Regions from separate parts of the Mus musculus genome. Here all the other regions are linked to region 2. A link is a contact called in ENCODE Hi-C or POLR2A ChIA-PET data. All regions are on one chromosome and are shown on one strand. Each heading gives the region's core, a stretch centred on a gene start or an enhancer-like site at or near the end of the contact. The rest is flanking DNA. Distances are from core to core; before and after follow the strand shown. Region 1 holds the start of Evx1 (even-skipped homeobox 1). Region 2 holds the start of Igf2bp3 (insulin-like growth factor 2 mRNA binding protein 3). Region 3 holds the start of Mira (mistral long non-coding RNA). Region 4 holds the start of Hoxa13 (homeobox A13).

Region 1 (2,700 bases), core at 111-2,610, 3.1 Mb before region 2:
GCCTTTTCAAATGCAACCGGAGACCAAAGGCAATTAGACCATTGGGACCATTTCCGACCTGGCGCCGCCAGCCCGGGAAGTGACAAGGTAATTTGGACCTCTGACCGACGTGCAAACTGGTCGGAGGGCTGCAGCCCTCCGGAGACCAGAGTCCGCCACGATTTTACGGTCCTTTATATTCTCCGGGCTTCCGCGCCTCCTTGTGCCTTGCTCCCCTCCAGTCAAACTGCCCGGACAACCGTTTGATCTTGCCCTACCCGACGGATGTGTCTTTCCGTCTTAGCTGAATCATTCCCACAAAACTCGGGGGTTGGGAGGTTGGGGTGCGTTTTGGACCCCTCAAGTCAAGACTTGTGCCAACGCTGACATTCGTCCAGGCACAACTGTCACTCTAATGGGATAACACGAGAGCCCTCACACACACTAAGGTGCAGAGAGCAAAAGAGTTGTTCAGGTGCCCCCGCCCCACTCACCCAACCCCCAGCCATCCTGCCCCAAGGGAAAGGAGCATCTTGCACCTGGCCTGAGATGAAGGGAACTGTGGGTGGAGTGGGCGGACCGGGGAGCGGAGGGGCAAGGTGGCTACCTTTGCTGTGCTGGTACTCGGCGTTCCCGGTGGCGCAGTCTGGGGTGCAGCTCACCTCGATTTCTTCATAGAAATCCGATTCGGTGTCTGAGCTACTAGGTTGCCCTTGGCCAGAGAGGCTGTCCGCGGAGGGGACTGGGGGTCCCGGGCCAAGCATGGCCGCTCCAGCAGACCGTGGCTCGGCGCCCAGCCCTGCAGCACTGCCTGCTAGTCCATCGACCGGCTCCTCCTCCTGGCCTCCCCCGCCACGCTCCCGGGAAGTCGGAGGGCCGGCTCGCGGGCTCAGGCAACCGTGGGGCACCATCTTCTCTGGCGGTTCAGGCAGCGGGCTGCTCACGGCTTCGGACAAATTAGAGACCCTCTTACCAACCAGAGTGCCAAGCTGACCCCCATCCAGAAACATAACCATGTCCTTTCGGCTCTCCATCCCCGGACTCTCCAGAGGGGGGGAGGGGGAAAACCCCCAAGTAAGCTCCTAATCCCAGGCTCCCTGGGATCTTGGCTGAGAAGAGGAGCTAAGGCGACAAGGCAGGCGCCGGGTAGCCCCAGCGCCGTGTCGACGGCGACCGCGGAGATGGCAGTGGGGAGCTAGGGTCACCTTGTGATGCGAGCGCTCCTCTGTGCCGCACCGCCTCTGGGAGGAAGCCCCATTGCCCTCTTCTTTCTAAGCTGTCATCCTCCTGCTGCAATCGTCATTACAGTACCGCTGGTGACGCCACTCGGCGAACGCAAGTGGATAAATAGAAACGTCTGCCACAGTGAAGATGAAAGGAGACCCGCAGCTAATGGCTCGGCAGTGATGCGCCAGGTGTGGGCCTCGCTCGAATGGGGAGGAGAGTGTGAAAACAGAGAGACACACACACTGGGAAAGGGAGACACCCAGACACAGAGGATGCAAATGGAATTCCGCACACAGAAAAGGGAGCGCTTAAGGCGCGCAGCGAGTTCCACAGGGGCAACAGGACTTGGTAATTGAAAAATGCTTTTGAAATTTTATTTTATTGTTGTTTTGACTTCTGTTTTCTTAACCTGGTGTCTAGATCTAATACTAATGAAAGAATCCATAGCTACTCTTTGGAAGCTGTTTACAAACCCAGGTTTTCTGAGTATTAATACAACCGCTTGTCTTTTTTTTTTTTTTTTTTTTTTTAACCAGCTACTGAAAAGGTACCCTCCACCTCAGTTGTCTGGGGAGCTTGAGCCTAAAGTACCCGTTCCTCCCTCATCTCCCCAACCCCATCTGTCTCCCTCCTAAGAACCAAACTTTATTTTCATCCCCTAACAGCCAAAAGATATCGTTTTCCCCTTTGAGAACCGGCCTTGTGTGCTAACACAGTGTTCCTCGATTTTAGAAGAAGAAGAAAAATCTCTCCCCACCCAGATCACCTGGCTAAAATTCGAAGTGTTCAATGAGTTGTTGTTGTTAATTATCTCTATCTAGATGGCCTGATTTGAATTTGGATTGGCTCTTCATAGAAGAAAACATCTTTTGGTTTGGCTTATCTCCGGGCTATTTCAGGTATGTCGGTTAGGGAAAGGGTCTAAGATTGGCCTTTCTTTTTCTGTCTGTATTTTAGGTATTTCTACAGAGTCAACGAATTCTGCCACAAACGGCGTGTTCTAATGAAAAGGAGCTGGCAATCCGGCCCCCTGCTCTGGTAGTACGGAAGGAGCCCAGGTAGAAGGTGCTGGCCTTCTCTGATGGTTTTAGGGCAGCTGTGGGTAGATTGTGTGGCAAAGAGTATCAGCAGGGTTTGAGCTTGCAGGGTCCTCTCCTGGGCTCTACCCAAAAGAGATTTTCTGTGTCCAAAGCTAGAGGTAGGAGAGAAAGTTGTTGAAATGTCATGGGGAAAACAAAAAACAAAAACAAAAAACAAAAACAGGCAGTAGGCGGGGTGAAGGGACTAGGCTAATCCTCTGAGGAGGTGAAGGTCTGGACCTGTGGAATTCTGGGACTTGGTGTTTGGGAGAAGGAGTAGAAGAATCTCCTGCGGAGCCTGGCAGGTGGGCCAGATTGAGGGGCAGAGGTGAGCACCCTCCGAGTTTAGCTCCTCCATCCCCCTCTCTGGCTCCCCCTGCAATATTTTCCACTAGTGAGCAGCCTGCCCTCTTAG
Region 2 (2,700 bases), core at 115-2,614:
GTTTTAAAAACAAGCTGCTACTTGTTTTTCTGTCAGAGATAAAGTATTATTAAGTTTTTTTTTTGAAAGAGAACACCATATCAAATTATCAATTGCTGAAGGCGTTTGTAGTATGAAGCACATATTTTCTCTATTCACATTTTTCAACTTGCGAGAGTAGCAAAACATTAGATTTCTGCCTGTATTTTCAGGCTATATAGAGCTTAATTTCAGTCATCCAAACCCGGCAATTTCTCTTTTCCATAAAATGCCTGTTAAAAATATATCACAAGTTATCTTTGAAGCCTTTGAGTAGAGCACACAACCATTAAGCCACAGTTGAAGGTTTTCACAAGGACAGGGGTACTGCCCTTTTTTCCCTATTCCTGTTCTCCGGCTCACATTTAGTAGGATCAGGAAGGCTCCACCGGGCCCAGACCCAACCCCCCAACCACCATTGTGCTCGTTACCTACAGGGAAAATTATGAATGGCTCTCACAGTCAAAGGAAGGCGGAAAGAGCCGAGGAATAGTTTCCCAGCGCGGCCGCCACCTTAGGCTGACGCTGAACAGGGTTCCCTTAGAGTCCCAAGTTCTTTAACAAAAATTATTTAAATAAAAGTATCAGTCCTCCCCCACACCCAGCCCTCCCCCTTCGAAAAACCACAGGAAGCGAGGGTTTCCCTTTAAGTACCGACTTTTCCCACTCGGCCACCCCCAGCCCCACAGCCTCCGCCCCGCGCCCCTCCCCCACGCGGCCAGCCCGCCCCCGGCCTCATTTATCCAGAGTCTTCTCGTAGCCGAGCAGCCAATGAACGGCGAGGCGGAGAGCCACCCGGAGCGCAGGCGGAGGAGGTGTCGCGTAGACACCCGCCCAGGACGTCGGCTCCCCTCCCCCACGCCGGCCCGGGCCGCCCCGCTTGCTCGGTCCCCGGGGCCCTCGAGGGGAGCGGCGCTCTGCCCCCGGGTTCTACTTTCCCCGGTCATCAGAGCCACCGACTGAGTTCGAGATTGTCATTCAGATTTCGTTGTTAAGTGACCCATTTTTTAAAAATCGAATGGTTACAAACTACGGTAACTGCAACCGCGGGACCCCCTAACCGCTTCCTCATCTTAAGGAAAAAGGATCGTTCGTCTGACCCTCCCGAGGCTCGGACCCTTTGGAAACTCGCCGTGCCCATCGCGCCTGGCGCCGGCTGCAGCGGCTGGACGCTCTCCACCCCCTCCCCGGCTCCGGCTCCGGCTCCAGCTCGGGGTCCCTCCTCGCCCAATCTCGCTTCCCCTCCCCCTCTCGCTTTTTTTTTTTTTTTTTTTTTTTCTCTTTCCTCCGAAACCCACTCTAATTGAGGCGCTGGGATTCCTCACGTGAGACGTTGATTTGTAGTTTGAACACGTGGCTCATTCAAAAAGCCGGACACTCGGAGCGGCTGCCCCCGCCCCGCTCCCCTCGCCGCTGCCAGTCACCCCTCGGGGTTTTTTTTTTTTACGGGGAGGCGGCGCCTGCCCCACGTAGTGTGATATTTTCACAGCCCGCTGGCCGCTGCCAAAGGGGTTGGGGAGGAAGAGACAAAAAGTAGTTTCCCCCCGCGCCTCCTCCTTTCTCTCGCTAATCCCGCCTCCTCCCCAGAGTTAGGAAGACTCGACGCTGGGCTCGTCGCTAGGCTTTTTCTTTCTCTCTTTTTTTTAATACCCAGAAGAGGAAAAAGGACCCTGGGATCTGGTTTTCGCCCGCCGCTCCCGTGCTTGGGTCACTGTGTGGGTTTGAAAGCCAAGAGGAGAGGAACAAAATCCACCGGCTCCATCCTCCGCCGTGGGTGCTTTTTTTAATTTAGCATTTTCCTCGGGTTTTAAAACGACCCCTTTTCACAATGAACAAATTGTACATCGGGAACCTCAGCGACCACGCCGGCCCCGCGGACCTGGAAAGTGTCTTCAAGGACGCTAAGATCCCGGTGGCGGGCCCCTTCCTGGTGAAGACGGGCTACGCGTTCGTGGACTGCCCGGACGAGGGCTGGGCCCTCAAGGCCATCGAGGCGCTTTCAGGTGGGGCCCGCGCGCGTGGTCGGGGCCTCCCCGTCTCCGCAGCTGCCATCCGGGACCCCGCTTGCGGGGCGGGTGGGGGTGGGGAGGGGGACGCGCTGTCAGTCGCGGGGCGCGGCGCGGCGCGTGCTGCAGGCCGGGCCAGGCGGGCCTTGGGGCCCAGCGTGGACGCCCGCCGGGCCCTCTGTCTGGTCGCTGTCCCCCAGCCGTAGAGAACAGAAAGTGGCCTGAGCCTACGCCCGGGGGGAGGCCGCGTCCAGGCGGTCCCGCTCCACGCCGCCGCGTCCACCTCGCGGGGTCGTTAGAGCGAAAGGGGCAGGTGGGCGGCGGCGGCCGGCTGTTGCCAGAACGGCAGCCCTGCCACGCGCGGCGCCGCAGTCCCGGCCCGTGCGCGCAGCCGCGGCCCGGGTGTCTGAGTGCGCTCTGCCTGGATGCCCGAGGGGAGAGCAGCTGTCCGTGCCTTTCGGTTTCCACCGTCCCCAGCTGGACTCGAGGCCGGCGCCTTGATGGGTCAGCGCGCGTGGACCAGCACCCCGGCCGCCCAATCTCCTCCTGGCACCCTGGCTCTTTAATCCCATCGCCCAGTGCTCCAGGCCAACCTGGATGTGGACCAGAAAGAAGGCCGCGCGCCCCCATGGCAGGCTGTTTGTTGGGGGTGTGTCTCTTGCAGACCTTGGGGTGC
Region 3 (2,700 bases), core at 78-2,577, 3.0 Mb before region 2:
ACTCCAGCTCTCTCTCCCCTCCTTCCCTTCTTTCGGCCTGGCTTTCTTTCTCAAAGGCAAGGAGAATTGAGACCTCCGGGATCCCTCACTCATCACTGTACCAGAGGCCATTTCCAGAACGGGGCTGAAGCCAATGGGACAGAGGGTGGGAAAGTCACAGGAAGGTCTTGTGGATGGGGCTGCTGATGAGGGTCGCCCACTAGCAAGGCTGGGGAGCAGCCAGGCTCGCCTTTGAATGGCAAAAGCGCAGAGTCCCCCACTTGCCACACTCTATATTGACAATTTCCCTTTGTCAGGGGGAAGCAGGACATTGTGGAAACGTAGCCGGCTGGAAAGGCCAGTTGTAAAGTTGGAATTCTGCCCTAAGGCTTCTCACAGATGTTCTTGCTTGTCTGGCCCTGGGGCCTTCCGCTCACAATTTCCCTCCCCCAGCTCAATTGAGGGTGATGAGGGTTGCACCTGGATTTGGGCAAGGTGGAAGGTGCAGGTTCTTGGGCTGCTGGCCTGACTAAAGCACTCTTCTGTCCACATCCTAGTCTGCTTGTCTGTTTTGTCTATCTATATGTCCAAATTTCTGTTCCTAGGACCCGACAGGAAGCGGGGACGCCAGACCTACACGCGCTACCAGACGCTGGAACTGGAGAAGGAATTCCATTTCAACCGCTACCTGACGCGGCGCCGCCGCATCGAGATCGCTCACGCGCTCTGCCTCACTGAGCGCCAGATCAAGATCTGGTTCCAGAATCGGCGCATGAAGTGGAAGAAAGAGCATAAAGATGAGAGCCAGGCTCCCACTGCAGCCCCGGAAGACGCGGTGCCCTCCGTTTCCACAGCTGCTGACAAGGCGGACGAGGAGGAAGAGGAGGAAGAGGAGGAAGAAGAGGAGGAAGAGGAGTAAAGGGCCAGGCACAGGACCCTGGCTGCACAGGACAGTTGGAAAAGCGTCTTTAAGAGACTCATTGATTTTAGTTACAAAAATGGGGGGAAATAAAGTGTAAAAAAAAAAAAGAAAGAAAGAAAGAAAAAAGAAAGAGAAAAAAGAAAGGGAAAGAAAAAAAGAGGGAATCAGTTCCTACCCTCATTCCATTCAATCACCCACTTTAGCTCCCAGGGAAATTAGGTCACCTTGGGGACCCTCTCTGCCTCTGAGGAACCCAGTAGATACCCACAACCCTGGGCCAGTGTTGTGCGCAGGCACAGCCAAAATACTACCTAGCACAGGCCTCTTTGAGAGGCACTCCCAAACTACCTATGGGCCCAGCCCCAGTGGGCCACCATTCCTAAGAAGCCTCCTTCATGTCCCAACACTGGCAGACACCCAGCACCTGCCCCACCCCCATCACACACCCGGCCAATACCTGCAAACCATGATCAATACTACCTACTACTAGCCCTAAACTACCTATTGTGTGCTGGCTAGCTCACCTGCTTCTCGGTGCCCATCCCTCCCAGGCTGGACCTTGATGCTTCTAACTGATAGTCTTTGGGGTCACCAAGGCTTCACTGACAAGGCAATGAGGTTCAGGGACCAGGGTATTGGCTTCTATTTAAATTGAAAAATAATATATTTATTCCAAAGCATACCAAGTGCTGTAACCTAGAATCCCTCTTTCTCTGGCTTTGACACAAGGTCAGGGCCATTAACCCTACTTCAGGAGGGGAGCATTCCCGAGCTGGCTGCCATCCTCTGGAATAGCTCTGGGTTTTGTTTTTGTGGGACTAAGGAGATGTTCCCAGACTCACTGTCCTCTCCCCCTTGCTTTTGTGTCCTACTGTTCAGCCATGTCAAATATGTATACCCTGACTTTTCCTACAAGGACAAATACTGTATATTTGAACCAGATTTTTTTTGTGTTGTTGTCATTTCTATAATCTTGGAGCTCATTTGTAAAGGAATGTCTTGACTTTGGAAGGATGTTTTAATGGGGTGACTTTGTAGCATGGTGTGTTGTATTGAACTAATTCTGTAGTGGGTGGGGGAAGTCCAGCACCCACCGGGGCCATCATCTCCCTTGTCTCCTCATGTCCCGTCCCACCCCCCAGCCTGGGGTTCAGAGAAGGCACGCTTCCCAGCCCAGCTACCTGTGTTTTATGTAACAATAAAGATGCTTGGTGACAAAGAAACACGGACTGCTTTATCCAGAGGGTCTTGTGCAAGGGGAAGTGGCCATAGCTGAAGGACCAGCCCTGGCTGTAGGCCAAAGAGACACGGGAAACAAATGCAGAGCCACTGTCCCTGAGTCCAAATTTTAGCTATTCATGGACAAATGTATCATGTCTCTTTTCACATGTTTTTATGTGTACTTAAGCACATTTCTATTTCTCTGTGTGCTTGCTTATAGTTATAATTGTATGCATTCCCACACACATGCGTGTGCATCAACATTTCTCATGTCTATAATTGTGTGTGTGGGTTTCTGTGTTTTTCTGTGACTATAATTGTATATATGCCTTCCTCTTTGTAGATGGTTTTTGTCTGGCTATTGTATGTGCACCAATATCTATTTAGATCCATTGAAAAAAGACTATTTGTTAATGCTACATATTCTATCTACGGCCTCTCAAACTTTCATAAATTCCATGAACGAATTCCAAATTCAACTTTCCTCTAAAGGTGTAGACTGAGCTCTAAAAGGGTATTACCTACCCTCCAATTGATCCCGGATTCCACATGCGTCCTGAGTACAGTCCAGGGGTAGG
Region 4 (2,700 bases), core at 77-2,576, 3.0 Mb before region 2:
AGGAGGCAGGGTCCCCAGAATCCTTTATCAAAACACTGCATCCAAACGTTGCTCTCCCAATACAAACACCCCACCAAGCTCAAGGTACAGAGGAACTCATCAGCTGAACCCCGGCACCTTGAACCCACTACAGGCTGAGCCCCTATTAGGAGAAAAACCATGAAAGGATCCCAAAGAGCCTTTTTCTCTTTCCCCAAAACGGAATGCAACAGTGGATTGCCAGGTGTCTGAAGTGTCCAACTCAGGATCTATGGAGTGACTTGTAGGAAGTCCCAGAACCGTGGCTGGAGTTCCAGCCAGCAGCCCAGCTGGGGCCTGTTCCTCTTAAACCCCTTCAGGAAAAGGCAGCCGGACTCCTGAGACAGGAGTGTGAGTGAATGGTGCTTTCTTCATCTGAAATCCTCTGCGGACCAGAGAGAATAGCTGCTGCATCGGAATGAATAGCGAGCTGTATATACAAGTTGGACAATGTGGCAGTATGCATCTCTCTCTCTCTCTCTCTCTCTCTCTCTCTCTCTCTCTCTCTCTCTCTCTCTCTCTCTGTGTGTGTGTGTGTGTGTGTGTGTGTGTGTGTGTGTGTGTGTGCGCGCGCGCGAATATTTGCGCTCGCGTGTGTGATGAGTGTAGGAGATACAATTAGTTGTTCTGATCTTCTGAGTCCTTAGGCCTAATTGAAATTGTCCTCTAGAGCCTGAGAACAGGGAAGGGAGCTCCCAAATGCAGCCCAAACTTCCCAGAGAAATGTCCTGGGACCCTTGCTCCAGACTTCTCCTGGAACCAACAGGAAACAAACGCCCTTGTTCCCCAGGGGGGGGTGGGGAGTGCAATCTCGGCCAGGCGAAAGCTCCCACATCCTTGGGAGGGTCTAGCTGCAGAAAGATGTATCCATCCCTGGAAAGAAAACAGCCCCAGAGGTCCCTAAAACATGCCAGGACATCCTGGGCCAGTCCAAGGCCAAGGCAAACCCTCATTCCTGGCCACTGGAGAATTTACCTGACTTGTCCCCACGACCTCAGGTCGCACCCCAACCGCAGCCGCTCACTGCCCCTCCCAACCTCCGCGCGAAACCCGGGAAGGGATCGGGGTCCCTGTGTTCCCAGCCCCACCCGCCCTAGTTTCTCCCCCCCACCCACCCCCGCCTCCTCCGTGGGTGACTGCTGCGCGGCCGCGCGGCGGGAGCTAGAGCTGGCGCAGAGGACCGCGCGGGCGGCGGCGGGGACGGCGGGCCCAGCGCGGAGCCGAGCCGGAGCCTCCCGCTTTGCATACGCCGGGGGCGGGCCGGGGGCGGGCCAATGGGCGGCCGCCTGGCGCGACCCCGCAGGGCGCGACCCGCCCCCCTCGCTCGGGCCCCGGCCCCGCGCGCCGCGCTCTTCACTTCTTGGGGGCTTTTTAAAACAGCGCCACTGGGGTCTTCTCCATGCGGCTCGGGCTATGACAGCCTCCGTGCTCCTCCACCCCCGCTGGATCGAGCCCACCGTCATGTTTCTCTACGACAACGGCGGCGGCCTGGTGGCCGACGAGCTCAACAAGAACATGGAAGGGGCGGCGGCGGCGGCACGGGCGGCGGCCGGCGGCGGCGGCGGGAGCTGGGGGCGGGGGCTTCCCCCACCCGGCTGCCGCGGCCGCGGGGGGCAACTTCTCGGTGGCCGCAGCGGCGCCGCCGCCCGCCGCCGCGGCCAACCAGTGCCGCAACCTGATGGCGCATCCCGCACCCCTGGCGCCCGGCGCCGCGGCCGCGTACAGCAGCGCCCCGGGGGAGGCGCCCCCGTCCGCCGCCGCCGCCGCCGCCGCCGCCGCTGCTGCCGCCGCCGCCGCGGCTGCCGCGTCGTCGTCGGGAGGGCCCGGGCCGGCGGGGCCCGCGGGTGCCGAGGCCGCCAAGCAGTGCAGTCCCTGCTCGGCGGCGGCACAGAGCTCGTCGGGGCCCGCGGCGCTGCCCTACGGCTACTTCGGCAGCGGCTACTACCCGTGCGCCCGCATGGGCCCGCACCCCAACGCCATCAAGTCGTGCGCGCAGCCTGCTTCGGCCGCCGCCGCCTTCGCCGACAAGTACATGGACACCGCCGGCCCCGCGGCCGAGGAGTTCAGCTCCCGCGCCAAGGAGTTTGCTTTCTACCATCAGGGCTACGCAGCCGGGCCTTACCACCATCACCAGCCCGTGCCCGGCTACCTGGATATGCCAGTAGTTCCGGGGCTCGGGGGTCCTGGCGAGTCGCGCCACGAGCCTCTGGGGCTTCCCATGGAAAGCTATCAGCCCTGGGCTCTGCCCAACGGCTGGAACGGCCAAATGTACTGCCCCAAAGAGCAGACGCAGCCTCCCCACCTCTGGAAGTCCACTCTGCCCGGTAAATGGCGCCCCCTTTCCAGCCCGGGTCTTCCAGCTTTTCAGCTTCTCCTCGGCTCGTGCCCCAGGGTCACTAACCCCCCCCCCCCCCCGCATTCTCCCTGGCCTGGCTTGCCTTAGCAATTCTGCACCCCTGGGAGCCTGGCCCCGGCTGGCTGGCGCTGTCCGTCCGCCCTGCCCTAAGTCGAGCCGGTCCCCGGGCCCTCCTTTGGTAAAGGGTAGCTGGGAGGAAGCTTGTGGGTTCCAACTCCGGCAGCCCCTTTCTCTCTGGGTGCCCCACCCTCCCAAGCCCTTGACATTGACTCCAAGATGGGAAATAGACTCGATTTTGAGCTCACCAAATTGTCCCTGATGGTTCT

What was found. Hi-C counts contacts between places; a loop is a spot of excess contacts on that map. ChIA-PET counts read pairs that join two places held with the same protein, here RNA polymerase II (POLR2A).
Region 1: a loop to region 2 is called in a map of heart, with 9 times the contacts of the local background. The contact joins the promoter of Evx1 here to the promoter of Igf2bp3 in region 2. A Hi-C loop is called at or near these places in 5 of 37 maps with a recorded cell type or tissue (heart and left cerebral cortex). POLR2A ChIA-PET finds 5 or more read pairs at or near these places in 1 of 5 experiments (embryonic stem cell).
Region 3: a loop to region 2 is called in a map of left cerebral cortex, with 6 times the contacts of the local background. The contact joins the promoter of Mira here to the promoter of Igf2bp3 in region 2. A Hi-C loop is called at or near these places in 8 of 37 maps with a recorded cell type or tissue (adrenal gland, heart and left cerebral cortex).
Region 4: a loop to region 2 is called in a map of left cerebral cortex, with 6 times the contacts of the local background. The contact joins the promoter of Hoxa13 here to the promoter of Igf2bp3 in region 2. A Hi-C loop is called at or near these places in 8 of 37 maps with a recorded cell type or tissue (adrenal gland, gastrocnemius, heart and 1 more).

What each region holds. Positions count from the first base shown.
Region 1 is chr6:52,312,158-52,314,857 of GRCm38, reverse strand. Evx1 (even-skipped homeobox 1) reads right to left here and starts at 1,360. Exons shown (of 3, transcript NM_007966.4): 1 at 587-1,360. The coding sequence starts at 1,013. Evx1os (even skipped homeotic gene 1, opposite strand) reads left to right here and starts at 26. Exons shown (of 4, transcript NR_038163.1): 1 at 26-87; 2 at 1,288-1,554; 3 at 2,028-2,105.
Region 2 is chr6:49,213,618-49,216,317 of GRCm38, reverse strand. Igf2bp3 (insulin-like growth factor 2 mRNA binding protein 3) reads left to right here and starts at 1,364. Exons shown (of 15, transcript NM_023670.3): 1 at 1,364-2,021. The coding sequence starts at 1,847.
Region 3 is chr6:52,213,915-52,216,614 of GRCm38, reverse strand. Mira (mistral long non-coding RNA) reads left to right here and starts at 1,327. Exons shown (of 1, transcript NR_045199.1): 1 at 1,327-2,124. Hoxa7 (homeobox A7) reads left to right here. Exons shown (of 2, transcript NM_010455.2): 2 at 585-992. The coding sequence ends at 898.
Region 4 is chr6:52,259,506-52,262,205 of GRCm38, reverse strand. It overlaps Hoxa13 (homeobox A13), which reads left to right and starts at 1,326. Exons shown (of 5, transcript NM_008264.1): 1 at 1,326-1,569; 2 at 1,571-1,654; 3 at 1,657-1,664; 4 at 1,666-2,342. The coding sequence starts at 1,432.